Linked DNA regions of Homo sapiens: regions 1 and 3 are each linked to region 2. The links are chromatin loops, found by intact Hi-C in ENCODE. Cell type or tissue: heart right ventricle. All regions are shown on one strand. Links, peaks and the distances in the headings refer to the core of each region. The heading gives the core; the rest is flanking DNA.

Region 1 (11,095 bases), core at 4,056-9,055, 48 kb after region 2:
TGGTTGTTTCACTCAAGTATGCATTACTGAGAAGAGGAATATTGCAGAAAGGGTAGAGGGAAGAGAAAAAAACTGATCCAAAGAATACATTTTGGAGAAACTTTGGCTGTTAATCACAGACCTGAGCAGCAAAATCATACAAGAAATCTCTATATTTCTCATATAAATGGACTCTAAAGAAGAGAGGGAGATAGGGGCCACACATTTGGGCTTCTAATTATAGCATCATTATTGTTTAAATTCATTTATTTAACTATATCTTGCATAATTCTAAAAAGTATATCAAATAGCATTATGTCATTATGAACATTAACCACCCTGTCTATAGAACAAGGGTTTTTAAAAGTCTTGGACTGGACTTAAAGCTCCTAGAAAGCAAGAAGAGTATGAAAATCCCTCTCAAGCACACCAAAGAATTACCTAAATGCTAGTCTTACAGAAAGTAATCAGCCGGGCGCGGTGGCTCACGCCTGTAATCCCAACACTTTGAGAGGCCAAGGCAGGCGGATCTCTTGAGGTTAGGATTTTGAGACCAGCCTGGCCAACATGGTGAAAAACCCGTCTTGACTAAAAATACAACAATTAGCTGGGCATGGTGGCGTGTGCCTGTAATCCCAGCTACTCAGGAGGTTGAGGCAGGAGAATCGCTTGAACCCAGGAGGCGGAGGTTGCAGTGAGCTGAGATGGTGCCACCGCACTCCAGCCTGGGCAACAGAGCCAAGACTCCATCTCAAAAAAAAAAAACAAAACAAAAAAAACAGGCCGGGTGCAGTGGCTCACGCCTATAATCCCATCACTTTGGGAGGCCAAGGTGGACAGATCATTTGAGGTCAGGAGTTCAAGACCAGCCTGACCAACATGGTGAAACCCCATCTCTACTAAAAATACAAAAATTAGGCTGGGCACGGTGGCTCACACCTGTAATCCCAGCAGTTTGGGAGGCCGAGGCGGGCAGATCACAAGGTCAGGAGATCAAGACCATCCTGGCTAACATAGTGAAACCCTGTCTCTACTAAAAATACAAAAAAAATTAGCCAGGCGTAGTGGCGGGCGCCTGTAGTCCCAGCTACTCGGGAGGCTGAGGCAGGAGAATGGTGTGAACCCGAGAGGCGGAGCTTGCAGTGAGCCGAGATCGCACCACTGCACTCCAGCCTGGGTGACAGAGTGAGACTCTGTCTCAAAAAAAAAATCAGCCAGGCAGTAGTGGTACGCGCCTGTAATCCCAGCTACTCAGGAGGCTGGGGCAGGAGAATCACTTGAGCCTGGGAGGTGGAGGTTGCAGTGAGCTGAGATCAGGCCATCGCACTCCAGTCTGAGTTGGACAGAGTGAGATCCTGTCTCAAAAAAAAAAAAAAAAAAAAAGGAATAAAGGGTTTCTCAGTGTTTATGTTCAAGTAACTTTATTTTACTTAATAATATTCCCAAATGCAAGAGTAGTGATACTGGCAATTTAACAGGCCATAGAGAAGCCATAAGGTGCTTCCTTTAAGTGAAAAAGTGAAAGTTATCGACTTAATAAGGAAAGAAAAAGAATCATACACTAAAGCTGCTAAGGTCTACCATAAGAACAAATCCATGCATGACATTGTGAAGAAGGAAAGGAAATTCATGCTAGTTTTACTGTCACACCTCAAACTGCAAAAAGTCATGGCCATAGTTCATGGTAAGTGAAACCACCTTTGCAAAAATTATAACTGAGAAAATTATTACAGTGAAAGAGATCTGACTTACTTGACTCCCTGTTGCTTCTAACTTCCAAGCTGTCCTTGTTCATTCCTGGACATAAAGCGAACTAACTTTGGGAGGAACTTATAGTTTAACTTTGAAACAAAGACAAAAACACAGCCCTTTCCCAGAACAAACCCTCTTCTTGCCTGGGGACTAGACTGCCTTTGCAGGACTAACAAATTGCTACAAGATTAGAAATTATGCTTTAGGAATCATGCAGCTAAAGGCCCCAAGGTTCTACACCTCCCTAACTGCTCCTAGGGATAACATCACTAATGTAAAACCTAAGATTGGTGCTCAAGATATTTTTCAAACCCTGAACTCAATGGATCACCTGGCACCATCCAGATTAATAAACTGTCTCATCTGGTCTTGTGGTCCTACCCAGGAACTGACTCAGTGTAAAAGGACAGCTTTGACTCCCTGTGATTTCATTGCTGACCTAAGCAATCAACACTCCCCACTCTCTGGCCCTCTAACCACCAAAGTAGCCTTAAAAACCCCAATCCTGGAATATTCTGGGAGACTGATTTGAGTAATAATTAAACTCTGGTCTCCTGTGCGGCCAGCTCTATGTGAATTAAACTCTTTCTCCATTGCTATTCTCCTGTCTTGATAAATCAGCTGTATTGGGGCAATGGGCAGAATGAACCCATTCAGTGGTTATATAAGTGCTTAGTTAAGATGGAAAAGGCGGCCAGGTGTGGTGGCTCACTCCTGTAATCCCAACACTTTGGGAGGCCAAAGCGGGTGGATCACCTGAGGTTAGGAGTTCAAGAGCAGCCTGGCCAACTTGGTGAAACCCTGTCTCTACTAAATATATAAAATTAGCTGGGCATGGTGGTGGGGACCCGTAATCCCAGCTACTCGGGAGGCTGAGGCAGGAGAATCACCTGAATCCCCGGAGGCAGAGGTTGCAGTGAGCCGAGATCACGCCACTGCACTCCAGCCTGGGCAACAGAGCAAGACTCCATCTCAAAAAAAAGGTTGGAAAAGGCACTAAATTTGTGGGTGGAAGAAATGAACAGAATTATGTTCCAATTAACAGCTGTCAGGTTCAGTACTATTCATGGTTCCAGGCATCCACTGGAGGTCTTGCAACATATCCTTCATGGATAAGGAGAAACTACTGTAGTCTTTTAATAAATAGTGCTGGAATAATTGAATATCCCCCATATGCAAGAGAAAAAGTTGGACTCCTATCTCACACCATATGCAAAAATTAATTCAAAATGGATCAAAAACTTAAATGAATGAGCTCAAACTATAAAACTTTTAGAAGAAAACATAGACATAAATCTTCATGACCCTGGGTTAGGCAAAGACACCACACAAGTAACAAAAGAAAAAAATACATAAATTGGACTTCATCAAAATTAAAACTTTTGACCGGGCACAGTGGCTCACGCCTGTACTCCCAGCATTTTGGGAGGCCGAGAAGGCCGATCACAACAAGGTCAGGAGTTGAAGACCAGCCTGGCCAATATGGTGAAACCCAATCTCTACTAAAAATACAAAAATTGGTCAGGCACAGCGGCTCACACCTGTAATCCCAGCACTTTGGGAGGCCGAGGCGGGTGGATCACGAGGTCAGGAGATTGAGACCAGCCTGGCCAACATGGTGAAACCGCATCTCTACTAAAAATAAAAATAAAAATAAAAATTAGCTGGGCGTGGCAGCGTGCATCTGTAGTCCCAGCTACTTGGGAGGCTGAGGCAGGAGAATCGCTTGAACCCAGGAGATGGAGGTTGCAGTGAGCCAACAGAGCGCCACTGCACTCCAGCCTGGCGACAGAGAGAGACTCTGTCTCAAACAAACAAATTAGCTGGGTTTGGTGGCGCATGCCTGTAGTCCCAGCTACTTGGGAGGCTGAGGCAGGAGAATCGTTGGAACCCAGGAAGGGGAGGTTGCAGTGAGCCGAGATCACGCCACTGCATTCCAGCCTGGGCAACAGAGCAAGACTCCGTCTCAAAAAAAATAAAATAACCCATGCAGACTGACTGCCCATGGAAAAAATAAGAATAACCTACCAGGATCTTCCTGGTAAAATCAAGATGATCAGTGGATACAGTTATTCGATGTCTGACACATTCACTTAACCAATCAATGAAATTTGTATCACTACATTATCAGCCACATGAAAGACGGTGAAACTGACGGGATTTTGACTCACTATATGTAGAACAATCCCCTGATCCACAAACCTCTTAATCCTAAATAGAAGTAATGAAATTCAAAAATAGAAACAGAAGTAATTTGTTATGATCAATCAACCCATACTCTTTTTTCTCCTTAATACTGCATATCATGTTTAGTCCTTTATAATTGAATTTTCCCAAGATTTAACAATTTTACATGTCTATGGTTTTCCAACTACTTTCCTTTCCTCTTTTTGGATATAAAGACATTTGTCTCTCTCTAGTCTTTATGGTTTCTCAAAGACAGTGGCTCTGAGATCATCAGCCAGTTAATTCAGCACCCCGAAATGTAATTCATTTCAGCCTTAAGACTTAAATTCATTTAAAAATGTTCACTCTTACCATCTTAGGCTACAGTTTCCAGTTTTTAACTTGCTATATACTTTCCAGTTTGAAAACAATTATCTCTGCTGCTAATAATAATCTATATATTTATTTTTTGTAAGAGTTTTACAATTTCTCAAAAATCCTGCAAAACAGGTTAATATACCACTATCCCATTTTACAGATAAGGAAACTGAAGCACAGAGAAATTAAAATTATTTGCCCAAGGTAAAGAGCTACAATGAACCAAAATCGATTGCACTTTGGGCTTTTTTTTTTTTTTTTTTTGAGATAGAGTTTCGCTCTTTTTGCCCAGGCTGGAGTGCAATGGCGTGATCTTGGCTCACTGCAACCTCTGCCTCCTGGGTTCAAGCGATTCTCCTGTCTCAACCTCCCGAGTTGCTGGGATTACAGGCATGCACCACCACGCTCAGCTAATTTTGTATTTTTAGTAGAGACGGGGTTTCTCCATGTTTGTCAGGCTGCCTCGAACTCCTGACTTCAGGTGATCTGCCCGCCTTGGCCTCCCAAGTGCTGGGATTACACTTGTGAGCAACCGCGCCCGGCCCAAGGGCTCTTTTCATAAGGCCATGTGGATCTTTAATACAGAACTTCTCAGGATTGCACATAAAATTTTCTCTGCTAAAAATTGATTTTTTAATTAGCGGTTGACAGGAGTTAAGAAAGGTGTAGGGGTGGAAGGGAAGTGGGGGTAGCTATAAAAGGACATGGTAGATCCTGTGGTGATGAAAATATTTGGTACCTTGACTGTATCAACATCAATACCCCAGTTGTAAAATTGTACTATAATTTTGGAAGATATTGCCATTGGAGGAAATGAGGTAAATGGTACATCAGGTCAATATTATTATTTATTTTAACTCTGTATAAATCTAGAATTATCTCAAGATAAAAAGTTCCATTCAAAATAATAAACAATTGGGGCCTACTTGAGGATAGAAGGTGGAAGGAGGGTGAGAGTCAAAAAACTACCTATCAGGGGCCAGGCGCAGGGGCTCGCGCCTATAATGCCAGCACTTCGGGAGGCTGAGGCAGGCGGATCACCTGAGGTTAAGAGTTCGAGACCAGCCTGGCCAACATGGTGAAACCCCATCTCTACCAAAAATACAAAAATTAGCTGGGTGTGGTGGCGGTCACCTGTAATCCCAGCTACTCAGGAGGCCGAGGCAGGAGAATCGCTTGAACCCGGGGGGCGGAGGTTGCAGTGAGCCGGGATCGCGCCACTGCACTCCAGCCTGGGTGACAAGAGTGAAACTCTATCTCAAAAAACTACCTATCAGGTACTATGCTTATTACCTGGATGATGAAATAATTTGTACATCAAACCCCTGTAACATGCAGTTTACCTATATAGCAAACCTGCGCATGTACCCTGGAACCTAAAATAAAGGTTACAAATAAATAATAAATGATATTTCTTTTCTAAACCAATTTCATGTTTAAGAACCTTACTTAAAGTGAATAGGAAAGTTTGGGTAAATTAAAACAAAACAGGATCATGTATAGGAGCTCTGAAATCCAACACAGAAGTCTTCTAATGTGGGGTAAGTTCCATCAATAAAAGCTCCAAAACAAGTCATGAAGATCCTTGAAAATAAAAAAGGAGCTCCTGGGATTCTTATTTCCTAGAGAAATGAAACCAGTCAAGACAGTGTAGGAAACAAAATTGTTAAGTCATGGAAAGTCACCTCAAAAAGAAGCAGTAGAATAAAGTTAGAACCACCTAAGCTTTGCTTTCCTCAATACCACCATACACTTTACTGCAATCCTCAACTTAGAGAAAGACTGAATGTGTATGTCACCTTCAACCTGATACTCACACACACATTTCAAAAGCTTCCCCAAAAATGCCTTTTTTTTTTTTCCTTTTTGCTACTCACCAAGTGCCTGAAGTGTCAATCATTTCCTGCTTCTCCCAGCTGCAGGACTTGGAACTAGGAAAACATTCAGTCAGCGTCTAGAGCAGGTCTGGTTAGAAGGATGAGCTCATCCCTTTCAGATGCACACCTGATCCTCAAGAAGCTGCCCCTCCTCCAGCAAGCAGATCTTTGTATGTTTAAAGTGACACCCACAACCTGTACAACCACTTTGCCAGAGCCAAAGTAAGTCTTTCCTTATACATGCCTAGTGCCATGGAATCATTTCCTGGTCTAGCCACCTCACACAGCCACTGAACGCAGGTGGCAGTGGCAACAGCTGCTGCTGCTGCTACTATGGCTTTGTTAGAGAAGGACTTCATTTTCAGCTACAACGGAGGTCAAGTCCTTCACCACTGCCCTGGAAACACTGCACTGTTTGTTTCAACAGCCCCTTGCCCACAGTCAGATCTTACCAGAATCATGCCTTCTTTCAAAACTCACAACCATTTTTCTGAACCAACAATGTAGCACCTCAACATCTGCCTTATTCCATTTGCCCTGTCTAAAAGTTAAATTAGCCAAGGCAGCTAAATGTACTGTATGTATTTAGAGCTAAAATGTTCCCAACTCAGGTTTGCCCTCAGTTTTACTACCTCTAAGAAAACCTTTATTCTGCCATAGCAGTCTATTTATTGGTAAAGTATACAGTAATCCTAATACAGAGATATGTAAACTTCACTTCATGAAAAAATAGTATAATAGCCGGGCACGGTGGCTCATGCCTGTAATCCCAGCACTTTGGGAGGCCGAGGTGGGCAGATCACGAGGTCAGGAGATCAAGACCATTCTGGCTAACACTGTGAAACCCCATCTCTACTAAAATTATAAAAAAATTAGCCGGGCGTGGTGGCGGGCATCTGTAGTCCCAGCTACTCAGGAGGCTGAGGCAGGAGAATGGCGTGAACCCAGGAGGCAGAGCTTGCAGTAAGCTGAGATCATGCTACTGCACTCCAGCCTGGGTAACAGAGCAAGACTCTGATTCAAAAAAAAAAAATAGTATAATAGTGGCCAGGCACTGTGGCTCATGCCTATAATCCCAGAACTTTGGGAGGCCAAGGCGGGTGGATCACCTGAGGTCAGGAGTTCAAGGCCAGCCTGACCAAGGTGAAAACCTGTCTCTAATAAAAATACAAAAATTAGCCAGGCGTGGTGGTGTGCGCCTGTAGTCCCAGCTACTTGGGAGACTGAGACAGGAGAACTGCTTGAACTCAGGAGGTGGAGGTTGCAGTGAGCTGAGATCGCACCACTGCACTCCAGCCTGGGCGACAGAGCAAGACTCTGTCTCAAAAAAAAAAAAAAAAAAAAAAAAATAGTATAATAGTGGTACAAAATATCTTCAATCAGAAGTACATGGGTTCCAAATAGTTATTCAACAAACATTTCTATACACCTATTATGTGCAAGTATCTCTGATAGGGTGCTGAACTGGGCTTTTGAAAACAGCATCACAAAAATCTAAGAAAGAACTCATCCCACCCTAATTAGCCTTCCCCAGGACCTTTGCAGTATTTTTACTTCAGTCATCACAAGCTTCTAATACGCTAACAGGCTGTCTAAGGAGTATAAACTATGTCAGAGAAAAATCAAATTCATTAGTGGTTACCTTTGGTGAGGGACTTGTAATCAATAAGGGGAAACTCGGGAGCAAACCAATTTACTAATATTTAATTTGCTGGATGGCGATTATAAAGATGTTTACTGTGTTATTCTTTTAAATGTCTTAGAAAATATATAATAAAATTTTTAAAAAACAGAACTGTGAATCAAAGGAAAAGAGAAAGGACAACCCATGAGATGGGAGAAAATATTTGTAAATCATTATTCTGATAAGGGGCTAATATCCACAATATATAAAGACCTCCTGCCATGTGCAGTGGCTCACATCTGTAATGCCAGCACTTTGGGTGGCCAAGGCGGGCAGATCATTTGAGGCCAGGAGTTTGAGACCAGCTTGGCCAACATGGCGAAACCCCATCTCTACTAAACCTGTCTCTATTAAGCCCTGTCTCTACTAAAAATGCAAAAAAGTTAATCAGGCGTGGTGGCGCACACCTGTAATGCCAGCTGCTTGGGAAGCTGAGGCAGGAGAAGCACTTTAACCCGGGAGGCAGAGGTGGCAGTGAGCCGAGATCACACCACTCAACTCCAGCCTGGGTGACAGAGTGAGACCCTGTCTCAAAAACAAAAACAACAAAAAAAAAAACTACAAGTCAACAACAACAAAATACAATTAAAAAATAAAGAACTTGAACAGACATTTCTCCAAAGAAGATACACCAATGGCCAATGAACACAGGAAAAGACACTCAAGTTCACTAATCATTAGGGAAAATAAATCAAAACCACAGTGAGATATCACCTCACACTTATTAGGATGGCTACTATTAAAAAAAAAGGTGGCCAGGCACAGTGGCTCACACCTGTAATCCCAGCACTTTGGAAGGACGAAGGGGGCAGATCATGAGGTCAGGAGTTCGAGACCAGCCTGGCCAATGTGGTGAAACCCTGTCTGTACTAAAAATACAAAAATTAGCCGTGTGTGGTGGTGCACACCTGTAGTCCCAGCTACTCAGGAGGCTGAGGCAGGAGAATCGCTTGAACCCAGGAGGCAGAGGTTGCAGTGAGCCGAGATCGCACCACTGACTCCAGCCTGGGCGACAGAGCGAGAGTCCATCTCAAAAAAACAAAACAAAACCACACACAAAACAAAAAAAACAGTGTTGGCAAGAACGTGGAGAAATTGGTATCCTTGTGCACATTGGTAAGAATGTCAAATGGTATAGCCAGTATGAAAATTAGTATGATAGTTCTTCAAAATTAAAATAAAATGACATATGATCCAGCAATTCTACTTTTGGTTACATATCCAAAAGAACTGAAAGTATGCTCTCAAAGAGATAACTTGCCAGGCACATTGGCTCACACACGTAATCCCAGTATTTTGGGAGGCTGAGGCAGGATTGCTTGATCTCATGAGTTTGAGACAAGGCTGGGCAACATAGTGAGACTCCATCTCCACAAATTTTTTTTTTTTTTTTGAGACAGAGTCTCGCATTGTTGCCGAGGCTGGAGTGCAGTGGTGCAATCTTGGCTCACTGCAAGCTCCGCCTCCCTGATTCACGCCATTCTCCTGCCTCAGCCTCCCAAGCAGCTGGTGTGTCCAGAGTTGGTTCCTTCCAGTGGGTTCTTGGTCTCGCTGACTTCAAGAACGAAGCCGCAGATCTTCACGATGAGTGTTACAGCTCTTAAAGGTGGCACAGACCCAAAGAGTGAGCAGCAGCAAGATTTATTTTGAAGAGCAAAAGAACAAAGCTTCCACAGTGTGGAAGGTGACCCAAGCGGGTTGCCGCTGCTAGCTGGGGTGGACAGCTTTTATTCCCATATTTGTCCCCACCCACGTCCTGCTGATCGGTCCATTTTACAGAGTACTGATTGGTCCATTTTTACAGAGTGCTGAATGATGCATTTACAATCCTTTAGCTAGACACGGAGTGCTGATTGGTGCATTTACAATCCTTTAGCTAGACACAGAGCACTGATTGCTGTGTTTACAATCCTCTAGCTAGACAGAAAAGTTCTCCAAGTCCCCACTCGACCCAGGAGGTCCAGCTGGCTTCACCTCTCACTGGGACTACAGGCCCCCGCCACCATGCCTGGCTAATTTTTTGTATTTTTAGTAGAGACGGGGTTTTACCATGTTAGGCAGGATGGTCTCCATCTCCTGACCTCATGATCCGCCCACCTTGGCCTCCCAAAGTGCTGGGATTACAGGTGTGAGCCACTGCACCTAGCCAATTTTTTTTTTAATTAGTTGGATGTGGTGGTGTGTGCCTGTAGTCTCAGCTACTTGGGAAGCTGAGGTGAAAGGATCACTTGAGCCCAGAATATCGATACTGCAGTGAGCCATGATTGTGCCACTGCATTCCAGCCTGGGCAACAGAGCAAGACTCTGTCTCAAAAAATAAATAAAGAGATAATTGTATACCCATGTTCATAGCAACATTATTGACAATAGACAACAGGTAGGAGCCACCTAAGAGAACAGGTAAGCAAAATGTGGTACATACATAGAACTGATTCAGCCTTAAAAAGGAAGGAAAATCTGATACATGCTACAACACAGATGAACTTGAGGACATTATACTACGTGAAATAAGCCAGTCACAACAGGACAAATACCAATGACTCCATTATATGAGGCATGAAGAATAGTCAAATTCATTGAAACAGAAAGTTGGATGGTGGTGGCTAGGCACTTTGGGGAAGGAGGAATCGGGGGGTGTTTAATGGATTTGGAGTCTCAGTTTTATGAGATGAAACAGGGTGGGCAGGTGTGGTAGCGCACACCTGTAATCCCAGCACTTGTGGAGGCCAAGGCGGGTGGATCACCCAATGTCAGGAGTTCAAGACCAGCCTGGCCAACATGGTGAAACCCTGTCTTTACTAAAAATACAAAAATTAGCCAGGCGTGGTGGTACAGTCCTGTAATCCCAGCCACTCGGGAGGCTGAAGTAGGAGAATCACTTGAACCCAGGAGGCAGAGGTTGCAGTGAGCTGAGATCACCCCACTGCACTCCAGCCTGGGCGACAGAGTGAGGCTGTCTCAAAAAAAAAAAAAAAAAAAAAAAAAAAATGAGAGTGCTGAAGATTGGCTGCACAACAATGTGAATGTATGCAACACTACTGAACTGTACACTTAAAATGGTTAAGATGATAAATATTATGTGTATTTTACCACAATTTTTTAAAAAATAAAGAGAACTAATCAAAACACAAAGTGGGGTGTGATGCTGCTCACCTGTAGTCCCAGCCAATCAGGAGGCTGAGGTGGGAAGGAATTACTTGAGCCTAGGAGTTCGAGTACAGCCTGGGCAACACAGGAGAGCCCATCTCTTAGCCTGATC
Region 2 (11,095 bases), core at 3,480-8,479:
ATGGCAATAAAAGCCAAAATACACAAATGGGATCTAATTAAACTAAAGAGCTTCTGCACAGCAAAAGAAACTACCATCAGAGTGAACAGGCAACCTACAGAACGGTAGAACATTTTTGCAATCTATCCATGTGACAAAGGGTTAATATCCAGAATCTACAAAGAACTTAAACAAATTTACAAGAAAAAAAAAATAACCCCATCAAAAGGCGGGCAAAAGATATGAACAGACACTTCTCAAAAGAAGACATTTATGCAGCCAACAGACACATGAAAAAATGCTCATCGTCACTGGTCATCAGAGAAATGCAAATCAAAACCACAATGAGATACCATCTCATGCCAGTTAGAATGGTGATCATTAAAAAGTCAGGAAACAACAGATGCTGGAGAGGATGTGGAGAAATAGGAACACTTTTACACTGTTGGTGGGAGTGTAAATTAGTTCAACACTGTGGAAGACAGCGTGGCAATTCCTCAAGGATCTAGAACTAGAAATACCATTTGACCCAGCAATCCCTTTACTGGGTATATACCCAAAGGATTATAAATCATGCTACTATAAAGACACATGCACACGTATGTTTATTGCAGCACTATTCACAATAGCAAAGACTTGGAACCAAACCAAATGTCCATCAATGACAGACTGGATTAAGAAAATGTGGCACATATACACCATGGAATACTATGCAGCCTTAAAAAAAATGAGTTCATGTCCTTTGCAGGGACATGGATGAAGCTGGAAGCCATCATTCTCAGCAAACTATCACAAGGACAGAAAACCAAACACCGTATGTTCTCACTCATAGGTGGGAATTGAAGAATGAGAACACTTGGACACAGGGCAGGGAACATCATACACCGGGGCCTGTCGGGAGGTGGGGGGCTGAGGGAGGGATAGCATTAGGAGAAATATCTAATATAAATGACGAACTGATGGGTGCAGCAAACCAACACATGTATACCTATGTAACAAACCTGCACGTTGTGCACATGTACCCTAGAACTTAAAGTATAATTTTATTAAAAAAGTAATTTATTCATATTAAAATATCCAAGTTTTATTTTTCAGACATATTACTAACAAGACCAGAAATAAGACCATTTTATAAACCTACCTATGTGATCTAAGAATAGGAGGCCCCACCAACCTTGAGTGGTCAATTCTTGGTTTTCCTCTTACTTGACCTATCAGCAGCATTTAACTCAGCTAATCTTTAAAATACTTCCTTCCCCTGGTTCCAGGGCACCCCTTCAGGTTTTCTTCCTACCTCAGTGGTCAATGGTCACTCCTTATCAGTCTCCTTTGCTGGTTCCTTTTCAATTCCAAAACTCAGGCCTTGGACCTCTTGACTTCCCTAAAGTCACTCACATTCTTAGTGGTCTCATCTAACATGGTTTTACATACACATACATTGACAATTCCCAAAATTACACTAACAGCCCAAATCTCCCTCCTGAATTCCAAATTTGTAGTTGGCAAAAACTACAACTGCTTTTGTACCAACCTAATGTATCTAACTATATATTGGACGTCTACATTTGAATATCAATGGGCATTTCAAATTTAACATTCCCCAAACTAAATGTTTTATGTTTCCTCCCAACATCCACATTTTGCCTTCTTGTCCCATCTCAGTAAACACCGCCACCATCCTTGCAGTTGTTTAGGTCGAAAACCTTGGAAACCACCTGTGACCCTTCCCTTGCTTTCACAACTCCCATCCAATCTACAGGCAAATCCCCTATTTCCACTCTCAAATATATCTAGACCCTATTCCACTCTCAAATATATCTAGACCCTACACTGTTCACCACCTCATCTGCTATCAGCCTAGTCCAAGTCATCTCACCTCTTCACTGGATAATTGCAAGTTTCCTGACTGATCCCCTTGTCTCCCTGCAGAAACACACAGCAGACAAATACAGCAATCATATGATTTTTTAAAAATATAAATCAGATCATATCATTCTTCTGCTCAAAACTCTCTAAAGGCTTCCCATGGCATACACAGTAAAAGCCAAACTGCTAAGTCCTTACGTAATCTGGCCTACGATTCCACTTCTCTTTGTTTTGTTTTGTTTTTGAGATGGAGTCTCACTCTGTCACCCATGCTGGAGTGCAATGGTGTGATCTCGGCTCACTGTAACCTCCACCTCCCAGGTTCAAGCGATTCTGCTGCCTCAGCCTCCCAAGTAGCTGGGATTACAGGTATGTGCCACTACACCCGGCTAAGTTTTGCATTTTTAGTAGAGGCCGGGTTTTGCTATGTTGGCCAGGTTGGTCTTGAATCCCTGATCTCAGATGATCCACCTGCCTCAGCCTCCCAAAGTGCTGGGATAACAGGCGTGGGCCACCACGCCCAGCCATACTATTCTACTTCTGGTTCACCCTACACCAGCTGGCCCCTCACTATGCCCCAAACCTACCATGTATATCTCTGCACTTGAGTTCTATGCCTGGATCATTCTTCCTCTAGATATGTATGGCTCAATCACTCATTTCCTGTGGATTTTTTATCCAAATACTACCTTCTCTATAATAGAGTACTTCCTGATCACCCTCTTTAAAATTGTAAGCTCCACCCTCCCTTCCCCAAACTCCCCACTCTTACATATTTTTTCTCTATAGCAATTATTACTATCTGTCATACTATATATTTTACTTGTCTGATTCCAATATTGAGAATATAAGACATAAATCTTTATCCTTTTATTCTGTGTATATTCCCAGCAACTAGGACAGTACTGGCATACAAAGTGTAACCGATAACTATTTTTAAATGAATCAATTAATCATTATGTGATGCAGGTAGATCTAAGGGGGAGATATTATTAAAATCTGTTTTTTTTTAAATAAGTAAGGAATCACCTTAAAAAGCAGAAAAACTTTCTTAAGGTAATATTACTGGTTAGGACAAAATAAGACTAAATTTAGTTCTGCTAATTTCAGGTCAAAATTGTTTTTCCGGCCAGGCGTGGTGGCTCACGCCTGCAATCCCAGCACTTTGGGAGGCCGAGGTGGGCGGATCACGAGGTCAGGAGATCGAGACCATCCTGGCTAACAAGGTGAAACCCCGTCTCTACTAAAAATACAAAAATTATCCAGGCATGGTGGCAGGTGCCCATAGTCCCAGCTACTGCGGAGGCTGAGGCAGGAGAATGGCGTGAACCCAGAAGGCAGAGCTTGCAGTGAGCCGAGATTGCATACTGCACTCCAGCCTGGGCGACAGAGCAAGACTCTGTCTCAAAAAAAATAAATTGTTTTTCCCATTCTGCCCTCTCACTAGCACCTTTCCTCCTCATACACACTGAATATCTACTGCAGCAGCTCAAGAACAGATTACTGTGTAACCTGCTATTATGTTCCTACAAATGTCTCCATATGATGTGGGAGAGGCAGTGCCAGCAATACATATTTAGTATTATTTAATAAGCTGTGAGGGAAATCTGTTATAATTACTCCACATTATTTTGGCTTAACCTAGAAATTTATACACAAGTCCACTATAAGGTCAAGGAAAGGCAGGGCAGGCCTTCCATAATTTGTTACTGGAAGGGGAAGAATGTCTATCAGTAACCTCTTAAACTAGACCAAAAGGAATGATCTAGGTCCACAGTTAAATAATTGGATATGTGTCCAGTGACCTATGGGATTTTGAACCTTTGGAGAAATAAGGAGAAACAAAGGAAAAGGAAGGGGGAAAAAGCAGTGACTGCTTTTACAAATTGCATAGTGGCCTGACGACATGATGATTTGTTGAAAGAAGGTCAACCCAGCTTGGCAAAATTTAGTGACCACTATTACATCCCAGCCTGTTGCTCTTCTCAATTGTTACTGGTAAGAAATTACTGCTGACATAGGCTCTATTACAGAACAAAGGATGGATGAGGTTTGGTCCTTTGTTCAAAATCCAAAATTGGTTCCAAAACAAACCAATAGGAAATTATTTCCAGGATAGTTCTATACAAATCTGAAATTTATAAACTCTGGCCCCTTTAGTCTTCTTCAACTGGATTTCCTCAAGAATTAAGCCCTAATACTCTAGGGCCTCAACTGTTCCTAATGAAATAGCAACTCTCCTATGCATAGCACTAGCTATATGGCATCTTGGAGAGAATTAAGAAAATAGTCACTCTAATCACTTTGTGTTCTGTGTGGTTCAGATGACCCTGTTAGAGAAAGACAGGGCTCCACTCAGAGACGGTATGGTGTAATGGTTAAGAGACTGGATTCTGGAGCTAAAATGGGTTCAAAATCCCAAGGCTGACACTTCAGCTATATGATCTCGGGTAAATTATTTAACTTCTTAAGGCTTCAGTTTCTCTTTTAAAAGAGAGTTTAATAATAGCATTTACACCAGCCTGACCAATATGGTGAAATCCCGTCTCTACTAAAAATACAAAAAGTAGCCGGGCGTTGCGGTGAGCGCCTATAGTCCCAGCTACTCGGGAGGCTGACACAGGAGAATTGCTTGAACCTAGGAGGCGGAGGTTGCAGTGAGCTGAGATCGTACCACTGCATTCCAGCCTGGGTGATAGAGTGAGGCTCCATCTCAAAAAAAAAAAAAAAAGTATTTACTACCCAGGGTTATTTGAGGATTAAATGAGTACACACACACACACACACACATATATATATAAGATATACATCAGCCGGGCGTGGTGGCCCACGCCTGTGATCCCAGCACTTTGGGAGGCTGAGTCGGGAGGATTACCTAAGGTCAGGAATTCGAGACCAGCCTGGCCAACATTGTGAAACCCCATCTCTACTAAAATTACAAAAATTAGCCAGGTGTGGTGGCAATCACCTGTAATCCCAGCTACTCAGGAGGCTGAAGCAGGAGAATTGCTTGAACCCGGGAGGTGGAGGCTGCAGTAAGCTGAGATCACACCACTGTACTCCAGCCTGGACGACAGAGTGAGACTCTGTCTCAGGAAAAAAACAAACAAAAATATAAATGTATATATCCTAGACTAATCTCTGTCAGTGTGATAAGTGCTAAATGTTAGGTATTATTACTATTATTGTATTTGGGAGTCATTTCACGTTGCTAAAGAGCCTGTCTGTCACTGTCCTATGATGAAAGAAGGGATCTGAGTCAGGTGCTTCTACCTTGAGCTACTTCCTCAGTCTCTGAGATCTGAGTAGGAAGAACTACAGTTTTTTCTCTTCTCCATTCTGTTTCTCCCACTCAAAGGAGGCATATTTCCCATGACCTAGATAACAAGGGTTTCAGTAGAGAAAGGGAAAGGTCTTAAGGTCAGAGCTCTGACTGCACCCAGAGTGGGTCTGTAACAATAGATCTGGCTCCCCAGTTCAGTGGTATCAACGTCTCCACAATATAATCTTTTCTCACCTCTTAATTACAGGCAGCCTTCCTCATACACACTGAGAATCTGAATGCATTCAGAATGGCCTCTGACTACATCTTCTTTATTCTCTTATTTTAATTATTGTTGTCAGTCTTGCTCTGCTATTGTTAGGAAGAAGCAAGTGTATTAGGGGTAAAGCTGACTGAGCCCGCCCAGCATGCATCTGTGGAGCTCTGGAAGAAGCTGTAGCACAAAGCCCCTCTGTTAGAGCAGCACACTAACCTCTGTGTGTCCCTCTCACATGAGCACAGGGACTGGAATGGGCCTCCTCCCATTCTCTTTTTCACCCTCCTCCCACCTTTCCCAGAGGGAGATCCTGTTCACACCAAAGAAAGCCAAGAACATTTAGTTCAGCAGTAAGAACAGGTGGCAGCACCAATAAGGAACAAAAACTGGTATTCTTCCAATTGCTGAGTTCTATGACAGGCAGAGAGAAAGGGCAGGAAGAACCAAAACCCAAGAATCACTTTTCCTGTGAGGTCCCTGATGGTTCCATTTCAACAAGTAGAGAAAATCCACCTTGGAGTTTCTCTCTGCTCTTCTTCACAGGGTGAAACCAAAGAGGTCTTCCTTTTCATTCTCAGGAAAAGGCAAATCACTTTTTGTCTGTTAACTAGTTTCTTGGATGCAGTACAAAAGCAACAAGATTTTAACGACTAAAAGCAGGTGCTTCCCCACCCATCTCTCTTGATTAAGCAGCAAACAATTCTATCCACATGAGCACATAATTATTTGGATTAGTAAAAACCATGTAAATAAGATAGAAGTGCCATAAAAACAGAAAGTCTTTATGCTTCGACATCTACAAATGCAGCTGTTGCTTAAGTATTTTTCCCCTAAAACAGACTCTTGTCTTTAAGTGGGGAACAGCTGTTTTTTTCTCTCTCAGGATTTCCCAGTCTTATATCTAAAAGAAGTCATGAGTAGAGAAGGTGAGGATTAAGGAGAAAGGTTGTCACTAATTTTGGTGCTTTTTGAGCTCAAGGTCTTTGGAAAGTGCTCCAGTGGGCAGCCCACTTCATCCCTGCAATACCTTCTGCAAAGGTGTGACAAACTTTACACCCTGCCATTAACTCAATTCTTAGGGTTTCTCTTCTCAACCTGGACTTCCCAATTTTGGCTCTCATAATCACTGCTTTCGCTACATCTCCTGGGAATCATAGAACTTAATTGGCCAGTCTGGCTTCTTTGTAAACACTACCCTCTGTAAGTAAGTTAAAGGAGCTAGTCCTTGAGGATCACTGACTACTGGAAAAGAGACGTTCACTTGGTTTTCTGTATTCAAAAGAATGTTGAAAGTTGTCTTTTAAGAGGGGAAAAACATTTTACCCTTTTGGCACTCAAAAATAATAACATAGGATTTTAACATTTTATTGTAAAAAATTTCAAACATACAAGAGTAGACAGAAGAGCTAAATCAACTCCCTTTATTTATCATTCAACTTCAACAATTATCAACCTGTGGCCAATCTTATTTCATCTATACCACCCATCCACTTAACTTACTCTCAGATCATTTTGAAACAAGTGCCAAACATTTTTCATTTGTAAATATTTCAAAATATATCTCTAAAAAATAATAACTTTTTCTCTGAAACATGACCATAAGGCTGGGCACTGTGGCTCATGCCTATAATCCCAGCACTTTGGGAGGATGGCTTAAAGCCAGGAGTTTGAGACCAGCCTGGGCAACAAGGCAAGACCTTGTCTCTACAAAAAAAAATTAACTGGGTACAGTGGCATATGCCTGTAGTTTCAGCTACACAGTTGGCTGAGGTGGGAAGATCATTTAAGCCCAAGAGTTCCAGGCTACAGTGAGCTATAATTGCACCACTGCACTTCAGCCTGGGTGACAGAGCAAGACCCTGTCTCAATAAATAACTAAATAAATAATAATATCATTATCACACACACCCCAAAAGTTATTAATGTCTTAATATCATCACATATGTAATTTAATACGAACTCTTGATCTAACTTTGGGGAAGGCAGAGAAGAGCTGGCTAGTTTCTCCCTTGAGATTCTCTAACCATATATCTACCTTCTGGACTCTCAATTAGAAAAGCACATACCTATCCTTTACCAGTCTCTTTAAATTAAAGTCAATTATCAATACCATATCACCTCATAACTTTAAGACTTTATTTGCATTCTGTTCATAACAATATTTTGGACTTGCAATGGTGAGGTTAAAGACAATCATAAGCTACATATCACACTCATTCCTGCTACCAGCTATGCAAAATAGAGGCAACTCACATATGCACAAAGACAAGAGACACAGATAAACAGTAACACCAAGACTTCAAGACAATGGACAGAGACAGAGATGGGCCAAATTCGCCACAGAAAGGTATTGCTTTTAATGAGAAATAATAAGCTAATGTTGAGGTTTTATAAAATACAGTAGTCAATTTACTAATTTTTGCCAAGATCAAAACTGCAAGACTCTTATAAATTACCAACAGTATTCAAATCAAATTTTGAGAATACATAACCACTTACCCCACAGGAAAAACTGAAAGGGGACACCCTTCTGGATATGCACAAGGTTTTGAGATTGTCTAAACTGTAGGATCTGCCATAAATTCTGGCAAGGAAAGAATCATGATGATTCACTACATGTTTCCTTGCAGTCGTACCCCTTCTATTTGAATATCATATACAATTCTGAACTCCAAATTTTAAAAAAAAGCTGAAGCATTCATTTTATACTATTCAAGTTTTGCCAATGGATAAATTAGTTGAGAATATTTAAACCAGTCACAGTCTAATAGGAACTTAAAACTAAGGGAAGGATGATCAAAGGACCATATAAATATGCTCATATTCATACATAGGTGATCAAAACAATGAAGTTAACTCAAGTAGATGATATTTGGATTAGACATAAGGACATACTTCCTTATGTGAGAGCTGTTTATTACCAGCTAAAATTTCTAGGGAATATACTAGAAATCTAATTTCCTGGTTTCAAGAATCAGTTCAGAATAATGAGTTTTCTCTTCTCTGATAGTGGCTGTGACTAAAGAACAATGAAGAACCTTCCATTTCTACAATCTGCAAAAGAAAGGAATGGATTAATAATGAACAATGGGTAATTTCTTTTTTTTTCTTTTTTTTTTTTTTTTGAGACAGAGTCTCCCTCTGTCACCCAGGCAACAATCATGCAGTGGCACCATTTCGGTTCACTGCAACCTCCACCTCCCAGGTTGAAGCAATTCTCTGCCTCAGCCTCCCAAGTAGCTGGGATTACAGGCACCTGCCACCACGCCCGGCTAATTTTTGTATTTTTAGTAGAGACAGGGTTTCACCATCTTGGCCAGGCTAGTCCTCAACTCCTGACCTCGTGATCCACCCGTCTCGGCCTCCCAAAGTGCTGGGATTACAGGCATGAGCCACCGCGCCCGGGCTGAGTAATTTCTTATATCATTTTATTCTCTGTGCTTATGCTTCAGTACACAACAGAGAAACAGGCATAAGGTATAACTTGAAAAATACTAGAGATTCCTTGAATTCTCACATTTCCCCCAATTAACAAGTGGACTACGAGTAAAACACATACCTTCCTGCCCCATTAGAACAGTCTAACCGCTCTCCACATATAGATATTACAGGATACCTTATATACGAAATTCTGTTTCCTCCCCACCCACCCTCTACCAGCACCATTCCCAGGCTTTTATGCCTTATACTAGCATTCTTAAAAGAAAAATCACTAATTGAGAAGATTTGTTTAATTTAATCAATCAATGCACATTCTGCTTTGCCTATAACAAAAAACACTCTGTCCTACATCCTGGCACTGCAAAGCCTCTAGTACAATCCCTGGAAGAACAAAATCTTTGTGGCACACTAAATACAGAGGACGGATTTCCTATCCTGAACAGAGATAAATAAATAAGCCAACACCAAAGTCAAGTCATACCCTGGGGGCCAGGGGTGTAAGAGTAGATTCATTGTGAATAATAAATAAGACCACTGGGCTACAGGCATAACAGTAACTTAGGTCAGAAAAAATATTTTAGTGATATGAGATAGAATAAATTTGGGGCTTTTGAGGGGACAGGGTAATTAGCACACAAACTTCTTCAATTTTTTTTTTTTTTGAGATGGAGTCTTGCTCTGTCACCCAGGCAGAAGCGCAGTGGCGCAATCTCGCTCACTGCAACCACCACCTCCCAGGTTCAAGTGATTCTCCTGCCTCAGCCTCCCAAGTAGCTGGGACTATAGGTGCCGCCCACCACACCTGGCTAATTTTTTTTTTTTTTTTTGAGACGGAGTCTCACTCTGTCGCCAGGCTGCAGTGCAGTGGCGCGATCTCAGCTCACTGCAACTTCCACCTCCCGGGTTCAAGCGATTCTCCTGCCTCAGCCTCCCGAGTAGCTGGGACTACAGGCGCATGCCACCACACCCAGCTAATTTTTGTATTTTTAGTCGAGACAAGGTTTCACCATGTTGGCCAGGCTGGTCTCAAACTCCTGACCTCAGGTGATCCACCCACCTTGGCCTCCCAAAGTGCTGGGATTACAGGCCTGAGGAAGTTTTATTCTCAAAAGGAGAATAAATGGGTTATTTATCAAATAAATGGGTTCAGTGACTAACCACATCAAGACCAGCTCAAGAAGGATTTAAAGAGCTATTATTCTTTTTTTTTTTTTTTTTTTTTTGAGATGGAGTCTTGCTCTGTTGCCCAGGCTGGAGTGCAGTGGCTCGATCTCGGCTCACTTGCAACCTCGCCTCCAGGGTTCAAGTGATTCTCCTGTCTCAGCCTCCTGAGTAGCTGGAACTACAGGTGCACACCACCACACCCAGTTGATTTTTGTATTTTAGTAGAGACGGGGTTTCACCATGTTGGCCAGGATGGTCTCGATCTCTTGACCTCATGATCCGCCCACTTCGGCCCCACAAAGTGCTGGAATTACAGGCATGAGCCACCACGCCCAATCTTCAATTTTTAAGTCAGAATTGACAGGCATCATGGTTCAAAGTAAGCAGAATGACATACTGACACAAACTATTTTCAATGAAAGGCATAATTAGTAACTTGCATGCAAGATTTTGAGGCTGAATTTGCTGTAGGGACTTAGTATCAAGTAACACAGAAAAAACCCAGTACATTTTACAGAACCAAAGGAAAGGGATCATAAATTCTATGTACAAATCAAAGTGATTATAAGTACTGGATACAATACTATACAATTGCATACAGGCATGGGATTGTATTATAGTATACATTATAGTATACAATACTATACAAATGTATAAAATTGTATACAGGCATGAACCACCGCACCTGGCCTCAGGAATATATATCTTTAAGCCAGACATGGAAAGGCAAGTCCCTCATCTAAACATCAGACTAAGGGAAAGTTGGCCAGCCTCTGATTCATCTAGAAACATGTTAGTGTTTCCTTTTGTCCTTACCAGTGGTTCCTAGAGTGAATAATTATGCTCCAAATAAAAGAAATCTGACTTTACAGAATTGGCAAGTCCTTATAAAGCTGACTCTTGAACAACTCAGTGGTTAGGGGAACTGACCCCATACAGTTGTAAATTTGTGTATAACTTTTGACACCCCAAAAACTTAACTACTAATAGTCTACTGGAAGCCTTACCAATAATATAAATACTTGATCAATATTAATACATAGACTACTATCTACATATGTTATGCATTTGTGACATAACTTTTTCTTAATTTTTTTGATATTTCT
Region 3 (11,095 bases), core at 1,934-6,933, 61 kb after region 2:
TTTTGGCCAGGCACAGCGGCTCACACCTGTACTGTAATCCCAGCATTTTGGGAGGCCAAGGTGGGCGGATCACTCGAGGTCAGGAGTTTGAGACCAGCCTGGCCAACATGGTGAAACCCCAACTCTACTAAAATTACAAAAATTAGCCGGACATGGTGGCACACACACCTGTAGTCCCAGCTATCTGGGAGGCTGAAGTGGGAGAATCGCTTGAACCCAGGAGGCAGAGGTTGCAGTGAGCCGAGTTCGCACCACTGCACTGCAGCCTGGACCACTGAGCAAGAACTGACATCTATCACTTTTCTGAGACAGTTCTGTCTCAGGAAAAAGAAAAAAAAAAGAAAGAAACTTTTCAAACATCCTAGAAAAAATGAACCTACACACAGGTCACAATAAAACAAAAATGTATTTTGCAAGAATACAATATAGCCTTACCTCAGCTTCTGTTTTCATTTAAAAACTCAAATGCTATTTGAAAAAAATGTGCTTTGTAGAACATGTTTCTTGCTTTCAACATGGCACGGGAAGGTAATGCTACCACACAGTGCCAAAACACTAAAATATGGCTTTCAGAAAAGCTTGTTAGTTTCATACCAACAATAATAGGGCTAGATTTCCTATTTGCAACAAGCTATGTAATGAATATAACAGCTTTTCCTTAAAAGTCACTTATCTATAGAGAATATTTATACAGACAAACTGAAATAAGAAAAATTCTAGAAAAGCAACAGTGAGTTTTTTAAAAAACATTTTTGTACATTCTACCATCATACCTCCTTAATATACAAATATTCATATATGTGCCTGATATAAGCCATAAAAATAAAATAATTCACAAATTTATTATATGAAAGTATCCCTGAAACTAAAATAAGTAAAATTTGGATAAGCTTTTCTACCAATATACTCTCTGGGAGAAAAAGACAGAAAAGTGAGCCTTAAAGTGAATTCCATTTTTCTACTACTTCTCATTAAATATTAAAAATGTGTCCATATTTTTTAATATTGATAAACTAAATTAAAAACCTTAGTGAAGTACAAGGTATGGTAGCTCCTATCTATAAGCTCAGCTACTTGGAAGGCTAAGGTGGGAGGATGGCTTGAGTGAAGGAGTTCCAGGCCAGCCTGGGCAACATAGTGAGAACCCAGATCTAGAAAAAATAAATAAATAAAAAATAGGCTGGGCGCAGTAGCTCACACCTGTAATCCCAGCACTTTGGGAGGCCAAGGCAGGTGCATCCCTTGACATCAGGAGTTCGAGACCAGCCTGGTCGACATGGTGAAACCCCGTCTCTACTAAAAAAAAAAAAAAAAAAATTAGTTGGGCATGGTGGCAGGCACCTATAATCCCAGCTACTCAGGAGGCTGAGGCAGGAGAATCGCTTGAACCTGGGAGGCGGAGGTTGCAGTGAGTAGAGATCACGCCACTGCACTCCGTCTGGGCAACAGAGCGGGACTCCATCTCAAAAAAATAGTAATAAAAATGAAATAAAATAGGCCAGGTGCAGTGGCTCACACCTGTAAATCCCAGCAATTTGGGAGACGAGGCAGGCAGATCACTTGACCTCATGAGTTCCAGACCAGGCTGCACAACACAGTGACAACTCATCTCTACGAAAAATACAAAAAAACTAGCCAGGCACGGTGGTATGCCCCTATAGTCCCAGCTACTCGGGAGGCTGAGGCAGGAGGATCACCTGAGCCCAGGGAGGTTGAAGCTGCAGTGAGTTGAGATCCCGCCACTGCACTCCCACCTGGGAAAGAGTTCGACCCTGTCTCAAAAATAAAATAAAATAGATAGACAGAAAACCTAATTTATCCTATATGTATAATTAAATATCAGATAGTTATTATTTACATATACTATTGAGGATTTTTAATCTGATCAATTTTATTGAGCTAGCTTCTCCCCAATTTTAAATGCAACCCCTCTAACTCAGATGGCACATAACTGTAAAAAACATTAAATGAATACCAGAATTTTATAGTCAAATCACATTTGTACCCAAAAGTAGGCTTTTTCCCCCTTGTTTTAATTCATAAATTTATTCAACAGACTTGATTTTACAAATTCCAGCCATCCTAGAATTTTCCTCATGTCAAGATATTACAAGCATTATAACAGCCTATTCTAGTGTTTTACTCACTGATGGTCAAGAGATTTCCCCTAAAAGTAAACAGCAAACTAGAAAAAACATTGCCAGCTATATGATAAAGAATATACTTGATGGCCGGGTGAGGTGGCTCATGGCTGTAATCCCAGCACTTAGGGAGGCCAAGGCTGGCACATCACCTGAGATCAGGAGATCAAGACTAGCCTGGCCAACATAGCAAAACCCAGTCTCTACTAAAAATGCAAAAATAAGCTGAGCGTGGTGGTGCATGCCTGTACCCCACTTACTCAGGAAGCTGACGCAGGAAAATCCTTGAACCCACGAGGTGGAGGTTGCAATGAGCAGAGATCTTGCCAAAGCACTCCAGCCTGGGAGACAGAGTGAGACATTGTCTCAAAAAAAAAAAAAAAAAAAAAAAAGAATATATTTGGCTGGGCGTGGTGGCACACACCTGTTATCTCAGCACTTTGGGAGACCAAGATAGCAGAATCACTTGAGCTCAAGAGTTTGAGACCAGCCTTGGCAACATGGTGAGGCCCCGTCTCTCCAAGAAACACAAAAAATTAGCCAAGCATGGTGGTGCGTGCCTCTGGTCCCAGCTACTCAGGAGGCTGAGGTGGGAGGATTGCTTAAGCCCAGGAGGTCAAGGCTGTAGTGAGTGGTGACCGTGCTACTGCATTCCAGCCTCTTTTTTTTTTTTTTTTTTTGGAGATGGAGTCTCACTCTGTTACGTAGGCTGGGGTACAGTGGCGTGATCTTGGCTCACTGCAACCTCCACCTCCCGGGTTCAAGCAATCCTGCCTCAGCATCCGGAGTAGCTGGGACTACAGGTGCATGCCACCATGCCCAGCTAATTTTTGTATTTTTAGTCAAGATGGGGTTTCACCATGTTGGCCAGGCTGGTCTCGAACTCCGGACCTCAGGTGATCCACCTGCCTCGGCCTCCCCCTCCCAAAGTGCTGGGGTTACAGGCGTGAGCCACCGCACCCGGCCTACCACCATTTTTTTTTTTGAGACCCTGTCACCCCCACCAAAAAAAAGAATATTTTTACTATAAAGAGATTCAAAACGTCAAAATAAGAAAAAAATTGCATATGCCAAAACAGAGATAGGCAAAGACGTGAACAGTTAGAAATATGACTATCTTGAAAACCCAAAAGGGCTGGGCGTGGTGGCTCACACCAAAACTTTGGGAGGCTGAGGCAGGCCGACCACCTGAGGCCAGGAGTTTAAGACCACCCTGGTCAACATGGTGAAACCCCGTCTCTACTAAAAATACAAAAAATTAGCTGGGCGTGGTGGCGCGTGCCTGTAATCCCAGCTACTCAGAAGGCTGAGAGGGAAGAATCACTTGAACCCAGAAGGCGGAGGTTACAGTTGAGCCGAGATTGTGCCACTGCACTCCAGCCTAGGTGACAGAGCAAGACTCTGTCTTGAAAAGAAAAAAAAAAAACACAGAAGAAAAAATTATAGTTAGCAAAAGGATTTAGTGGCTCACACCTGTAATCCTAGCACTTTGGAAGGCCGAGGAGGACAGGTCACTTGAGGCCAGGAGTTCGAGACCAGCTAGGCCATGGAGAAACCTCATCTCTACTAAAAATACAAAAATTAGTCACACGTGGTGCCATACACATGTAGTTACAGCTACTGGGGAGGCTAAAGTGGAAGGATCATTTGAGCCCGGGAGGTCAAAGCTGCAGTGACCCAGTATCGCACCACTGCACTCCAGCCTGGGTGATACCTGTCTCAAAAAACAAACAAAAAAACTGTATGGTACTGGCCCAAGAATAAACAACTGAAAAGAACAGAAATATTCAAAAATAAACACATGCAGGCTAGGCGCAATAGCTGGTACCTGTAATCCCAGCACTTTGGGAGGCCAAGGCGGATGGATCACTTGAGGTCAGGAGTTCGAGACCAGCATGGCCAACATAGTGAAACCCCGTCTCTACTAAAATTACAGTAAATTAGCCAGGCGTAGTGGTATGCACCTGTAGTCCCAGCTACTCCAGAGGTTGAGGCAGAGAATCGCTTGAACCCCAGTGGCGGATGTTGCAGTGAGCCGAGATCACGCCACGGCACTCCAGCCTAGGCAACAAAAGTGAGACTCCGTCTCCAAAAAAAAAAAAAAAAAAAAAGGAAACACAGGCGTACATACATACATACACAAATGGTGGATATATGGCAATTGAGAACATGATGAAGATAAGATTTCATATCATTAAAGACACGATATTCAACAAATAGGCTTGGGTCAGTTGCATATTTGTGGAGAAAAAGAGTACCTCCAAAAACATATAAAGATAAATTCCAAATCAGTTAAAGAGTTAAATAAGCTAGTAAAGAGTTAGGATAAATATAAAATATTTTTATAATTTTGGGATGGAGAGAGCCTACTTAAGCAAGCCTCAAAACCCAGAAACCATTAAGAAAAAAGACAGATATGAAATTTTAGCACATCAACGGACACTACAGATGATGCAACAGATTGTAGAAAATATGTGCAATATATGTTTAAAATACAGGGATACACAGAGAGAGTTCCTATTAGTCTAAAGAGAAAAGTGGGGAGAGGTGTGGATAGTTAATGGGTACAAAAACAAATAGAAAGGCTGGGCGTGGTGGCTCACATCTGTGGTGGCTCACATCTGTAATCCCGTCACTTTAGGAGGCCAAGGCAGCAGATCAGTTGAGGCCAGGACTTTAAAACTAGCCTGGCCAATATGGTGAAACCCTGTCTCTACTAAAAAATACAAAAATTAGCCAGGCATGGTGGCATCCACCTGTAATCCCAACTGAGTATACTCAGGAGGCTGAGGGACAAGAATCGCTTGAACCCGGGAGGCAGAAGTTGCAGTGAGCCGAGATCACACCACTGCACTCCAGCCTGGGCAACAGAGCGAGACTCTTGTCTCAAAAACAAAAACAAAAACAAAAATAGAAAGAATGAGTAAGAGGGAATATTTGATAGCACAAATGGATAATTACAGTCAATAATTTAATTGTACATTTTTAAATAACTACAAGTATAATTGTTTATAACACAAATAATGAATGCTGAGAGGATGAATTCCCCATTTTACATGATTTGATTATTATGCAATGCATGCCCATATCAAAACATCTCATGTACCCAATAAATATACACACCTACTATGTATCCACAAAAAAATAAAATATTTTTTTAAAAATAAAGCTGGGCATAGTGGCTCACACCTGTAATCCCAGCACTCTGCGAAGCTGAGGCAGGCAGATCGCTTGAGGTCAGGAATTCTAGAATAGCCTGGGCAACATAGCAAAACCCTTTTTCTATAAAAAATACAAAAATTAGCTGGTCATGATGGCTCACACTGTGGTCCCAGCTACTCGGGAGGTTGAGGTGGGACGATCACCTGAGCTTGGGAAATTGAGGCTGTAGTGAGCGAAATCACTCCAGCCTGGGCAACGAAGAGATCAGTCTCAAAAAAAAAAAAAAAAAAAGGCCCAGCACAGTGGCTCACACCTGTAATCCCAGCACTTTGGGAGGCCAAGGTGAGAGGATTACTTGAGGCCAGGAGTTCAAGACCAGCCTGGCCAACATGGCAAAACTCGTCTCTACTAAAAATACAGAAATTACTTAAGCCAGGCAAGGTGGCTCACGCCTGTAATCTTTGGGAGGCCGAGGTGGGCAGATCACTTGAGATCAGGAGTTCAAGACTAGCCTGGCGAACATGGTGAAACCCTGTCTCTTCTAAAAATACAAAATTAGCCAGGGATGGTGGCAAGTGCCTGTAATGCTAGCTACTTGGGAGGCTGAGGCAGGAGAACTGCTTGAGCCCAGGAGGCAGAGGCTGCAGTGAGCCGAGATTGCGCCACTGCACTCCAGCCTAGGCGACAGCAAGACTCCATCTCAAAAAAAAAAAAAAAAAAAAAAAAAAATCAAGTTCCATTCATGTATCCTCAGCAAACTAACACAGGAACAGAAAACCAAATGCCACGTTTTCACTTATAAGTGGCAGCTGAACAATGAAAACACATGGACACAGGGAGGGGAACAACACACACTAGGGCCTGTGCGGGGGTGGGAAGAGCATCAGGATAAACAGCTAATGTATGCAGGGCTTAATACCTAGGTGATGAGTTAATAGGTACAGCAAACCACCATGGCACACATTTATGTAACACGCCTGCACATCCTGCATGTGTATCCAGGAACTTAAAATTAAATTAAATTCTAAAAAAAATACAAAAATTATCTGGGCGTGGTGGCAGGTGCCTGTAATCTTGCCTCCTCAGGAGGCTGAGGCACAAGAACCATTTAAACCTGGGAGGTGGAGACTACAGTGAGCTGAGCTCACACCACTGCACTTCAACCTTAACAACAGAGAGAGACTCTGTCTCAAAAACAAAACAAAACAAAACAAAACTTAAAAAAATGTTTTCAGAGAATAAATGTAGCTTTGATACAAAAGAAAAACTAAAATGGGATGGGAGGGGTAGAATGAGAAGAAAAAAGCCCAGTTACAAAATAAGCAAAGAATAAGCAATTCCACTGAAAGAAATACAGCCAATAAAGAAATAAAAAGATGTTAGGCTGGGCACAGTGGCTCACACCTGTAATCCCAGCACTTTGGGAGGCCAAGGCGGGCAGATCACCTAAGGTCGGGAGTTCGAGACCAGCCTGACCAACACGGAGAAACCCGTCTCTACTAAAAATACAAAATTAGCTGGGCATGGTGGCACATGCCTGTAATCCCAGCTACTCAGGTGGCTGAGGCAGGAGAATCGCTTGAAACCAGGAGGTGGAGGTTGCGGTGAGCTGAGATCGCACCATTGCACTGCAGCCTGGGCAACAAGAGCGAAACCCTGTCTCAAAAAAAAAAAATTAGCCAGGCGGTGGCGCATGCCTGTAATCCCAGTTACGTGGGAGGCTGAGGTGGGAGAATCACTTGAACCCAGGAGGCGGAGGTTGCAGTGGGCTGAGATCATGCCATTGCACTCCAGCCTGGGCAACAGAGAGAGACTCTGTCTAAAAATAATAATAATAAAAATAAAAAATAATAATAAATATGGAAAATATTCAACTTCATCTCAAATAAATGGAAATTTAAAATGAGATCACTTGGCCAGGTGCAGTGGCTCATACGTGTAATCCCAGCACTTTGGAGGGCTGAGGTGGAAAAATTCCTTGAGTTCAGGAGTTCAAGATCAGCCTGGGCAATATAGTGAGACCTCATCTCTTCAAAAAAATTAAAAATTAGACTTTCTCTTCCTGGTTCCTAGCAGAGTCAGGAAAAGCTTTGTTGAGAGGGCGGGGTGAAAAAAACTTTTTTAAAATTAGCTGGGCATGGTGGTGCACATCTGTAGTTCCAGCTACTTGGGAGGCTGAGGTGAGAGGATTGTTTGAGTCCAGGAGGCAAAAGCTGCAGTAAGCCGTGATTGCACTGCACTCCAGCCTAGGCAACAAAGACCCTGTCTTAAGAAATAAAAATAAAAATAAAAATAAAAATAAGGCAGTGGTTCACACCTGTAATCTCAGCATTCTGGGAGTGCAAGGTTGACGGATCATCTGAGGTCAGGAGTTCGAGACCAGCCTGGCCGACATGGTGAAACCCCATCTCTACTAAAAATACAAAAATTAGCCGAGCTTGGTGGCAGGTGCCTGTAATCCCAGCTACTCGAGAGGCTGAGGCAGGAAAATTGCTTGAACCCGGGAGGCGGAGGTTGCAGTGAACCGAGATTGCGCCACTGCACTCCAGCCTGGGTGACACAGCAAGACTCCATCTCAAAACATTAATAAATAAAAATAAATAAAATGAGATCACTTGTCTTCTCTTTTTAGCAGCAGGGTCTCACTCTCACTCTGACGTGTAGTCAGACTGAGGCTGGAGTGTAGTGGCATGATTTAGCTGACTGCAACCTCAAACACCTGGGCTCAAGGGATCTTCCTGCCTCAGCCTCCCAAGTAGCCAGGACTATAGGCGCATGCTGCCAGACCCAGCTAATTTTTTAAAATTTTTGGTAAAAAATTAGCTGGGGCCGGGCACAGGGGCTCACGCCTGTAATCCCAGCACTTTGGGAGGATGAGGCGGGGTGGATCACCTAAGGTCAGGAGTTCAAGACCAGCCTGGCCAACATGGTGAAACCCCCTCTCTACTAAAAGTACAAAAATTAGCTGGGCATGGGGCTCACGCCTGCAATCCCAACTACTTGGGAGGCTGAGGAAGGAGAATCGCTTGACCCAGGAGGCAGAGGTTGCAGTGAGCTGCGATTGCGCCACTGCACTCCAGCCTGGGTCACAGAGCGAGACTCCATCTCAAAAAAAAAAAAAAAAAAAAATTAGCCGGGCGTGGTAGCTGGTGCCTGTAATCTCAGCTACTCAGGAGGCTGAGGCAGGAGAATTGCTTGAACCTGGGAGCACAGGTTGCAGTGAACTGAGATTATGCCACTGCACTCTAGCCTGGGCAACAGAGCGAGACTCCATCTCAAAAAAAATTTTTTTGGTAGAGGCCAGGCAGGTGGCTTACACCTGTAATCCCTGCACTTTGGGAGACCGAGGCAGGCAGATCACCTGAGGTCAGGAGTTCGAGACCAGCCTAGCCAACGTGGTGAAACCCTGTCTCTACTAAAAATACAAAAATTAGCTAAGTATGGTGGGGCGTGCCTGTAGTCCCAGCTACTCGGGAGGCTGAAGCATGGGAATCACTTGAACCCAGGAGGTGAAGGTTGCATTCCAGCCTGGGCGATGGAGCAAGACTTGTCTCAAAAAAAGCAAAACAAAACAAACAACAAAACTGCATGTATTTCTTTTTTCTTTTTTTTGAGACAGAGTGTCTGTTAGTTACTCAGCCTGGAGCGCAGTAGTGGAATCATGGCTCACTACAGCCTCAACTTCCCAGGCTCAAGTGATCCTCTTGCCTCAGCCTCCTACGTAGCTGGGGTTACAGGTGCATGCCACCAAATCCTGGCTAAATTTTTCACTTTTTTTTGTAGAGACAGGGTTTCTACATTTTGCCATACCCAGGATGGTCTTGAACTTGTGGGCTCAAGCAATCCACCCACCTTGAGCCTTCCACTCTAGCCTGGGCGACAGAGCGAGACTCCATCTCAAAAAAAAAAAAAAAGAAAGAAAAAAGAAAGTTCTCTAGGGAGAACTGCTGGGATTATAGGCGTGAGCCACCACACCCAGCCTAATATGTATTATAACGCAGTTGTATTCCTCCACTTTTTTCTAAATCAGAGAAGCGTTTATTAAATGGCCCAGCAGTGCAACTGAAGACAAAAAAATTAAACAGTAATATAGCAAACCAAAAATAGGAAGCACCTAAATAAAACACCTGAATTACTTATCCTTAGTACAAGTAGGAAGTATAAGTACAGTTTAAGGTAAACAAGTAATCAGTTTGTATTCTGTCATCTATCAGTAAATAGCCTCTTGACAAAACTGGTTTCCCAAAATTAGCTGAGGGCATCTATAACTCTACAGTAATTATTAAATATAACTTGGCAATGTGGTAGAGTACAAGGAACAGTTAACTGGAAACCAGGACATCTGGGACATTGCAGCTGTGTGACTTTGGGTAAGTCATTTAAAAGTTCTCTAGGCTTGCCGGGCACAGTGGGTCACACCTGTAATCCCAGCACTTTGGGAGGCCAAGGTGGGCAGATCACTTGAGGTCAGGAGTTCCAGACGAGCCTGACCAATATGGTGAAACTCTGTCTCTACTGAAAATACAATAATTAGCTGGGCGTGGTGGCGGGCGCCTGTAGTCCCAGCTACTCAGGAGGCTGAGACAGGAGAATTGCTTGAACCTGGGAGGCGGAGGTTGTAGTGAGCCGAGATTGTGCCACTGCACTCTAGCCTGGGCGACAGAGCGAGACTCCATCTCAAAAAAAAAAAAGAAAGAAAGAAAAAAGAAAGTTCTCTAGGCTTTAGTTTCCTCAATATAAAATGAATAGAATGGACTGGTTGACCGCTAAGCATTCTAGTAAGTCTAGAACTGATTATCAATACTTCATTAATGGTATTTATCATTCTCACTTAGGTTTCTGGGGATTCTTTTTTTTTTTTTTTTTCTCAGTAGAAATAGGGTCTCACTCTGTTGGCCAGGCTGGTCTTGAACTCCTGGCCTCAAGCAATCCTCCTGCCTTAGCCTCCCAAAGTGCTGGGATTACAGACATAATCTCACGTAGATTTTTAAAGAAGCCATTTACAAAGATATAAAATTTGGGGGCCGGGAGTGGTGGCTCACGCCTGTAATCCCAGCACTTTGGGAGGCCAAAGCGGGTCAATCATCTGAGGTCAGGACTTCAAGACCAGCCTGCCCAACATGGTGAAACCCTGTCTCTACCAAAAATACAAAAAATTATCTGGGTGTGGTGGCGGGCACCTGTAATCCCAGCTACTCCGGAGGCTGAGGCCAAGAGCAAAACTCTGTCTCAAACAAACAGGTCGGATGCGGTGGCTCACCACTGTAATCCCAGCACTTTGGGAGGCTGAGGCGGGTGGATCGCCCAAGGTCAGGAGTTGGAGACCACCCTGGCCAACATGGCGAAACCCCGTCTCTACTAAAAATACAAAAATTAGCTGAGCTCGGTGGCACGTGCCTGTAATCCCAGCTACTCAGGAGGCTGAGGCAGGAGAATCGCTTGAACCTGGTAAGCAGAGGTTGCAATGAGCCAAGATTGTGCCACTGCACTCCGGCCTGGGTGACAGAGCAAGACTCTGTCTCAAAAAACAAACAAATAATACAAAGATGTAAAATTTGAATTTCAACCAGAAAACCGTACTTTGGACTTTGGAATATAGAGTGAAAAAAAAAACCTGAAAGCAAATATATAAAAACATGTGACACATACATACATTTTTCTCAATATAAAAAAACTACAGTATGAAGGCGGGGCACAGTGGCTCACGCCTGTAATCCCAGCACGTTGGGAGGCCGAGACGGGAAGATCACAAGGTCAGGAGATCAAGACCATCCTGGCTAATATAATGAAAC

Evidence for each region. A loop is a pair of places that touch in the nucleus more often than their neighbours do. Peaks named below come from ENCODE experiments on the same cell type or tissue, not always from the same donor. Only the 100,000 strongest peaks of a DNase experiment are listed, where the experiment ranks them.
Region 1: it touches region 2 in a loop (5-fold over the local background); 7 of 110 quality-filtered maps call a loop at or near these places.
Region 3: it touches region 2 in a loop (2.2-fold over the local background); 9 of 110 quality-filtered maps call a loop at or near these places.

Annotation. Positions count from the first base shown.
Region 1 is chr10:73,595,380-73,606,474 of GRCh38, forward strand. It overlaps a transcript of USP54 not described here. Among named protein-coding and RNA genes, the nearest start is that of USP54, 9.6 kb to the left of the region's middle. In heart right ventricle, for the core only: no CTCF peak of the experiment used is centred there; no DNase peak of the experiment used is centred there.
Region 2 is chr10:73,547,853-73,558,947 of GRCh38, forward strand. All of the region lies in intron 4 of USP54 (ubiquitin specific peptidase 54), which reads right to left. Among named protein-coding and RNA genes, the nearest start is that of USP54, 38 kb to the right of the region's middle. RefSeq lists a silencer at 1,186-1,386. In heart right ventricle, for the core only: no CTCF peak of the experiment used is centred there; a DNase peak (open chromatin) is centred at 5,609; H3K27ac peaks cover 1,566 bases.
Region 3 is chr10:73,610,331-73,621,425 of GRCh38, forward strand. It overlaps a transcript of USP54 not described here. Among named protein-coding and RNA genes, the nearest start is that of USP54, 25 kb to the left of the region's middle. In heart right ventricle, for the core only: no CTCF peak of the experiment used is centred there; no DNase peak of the experiment used is centred there.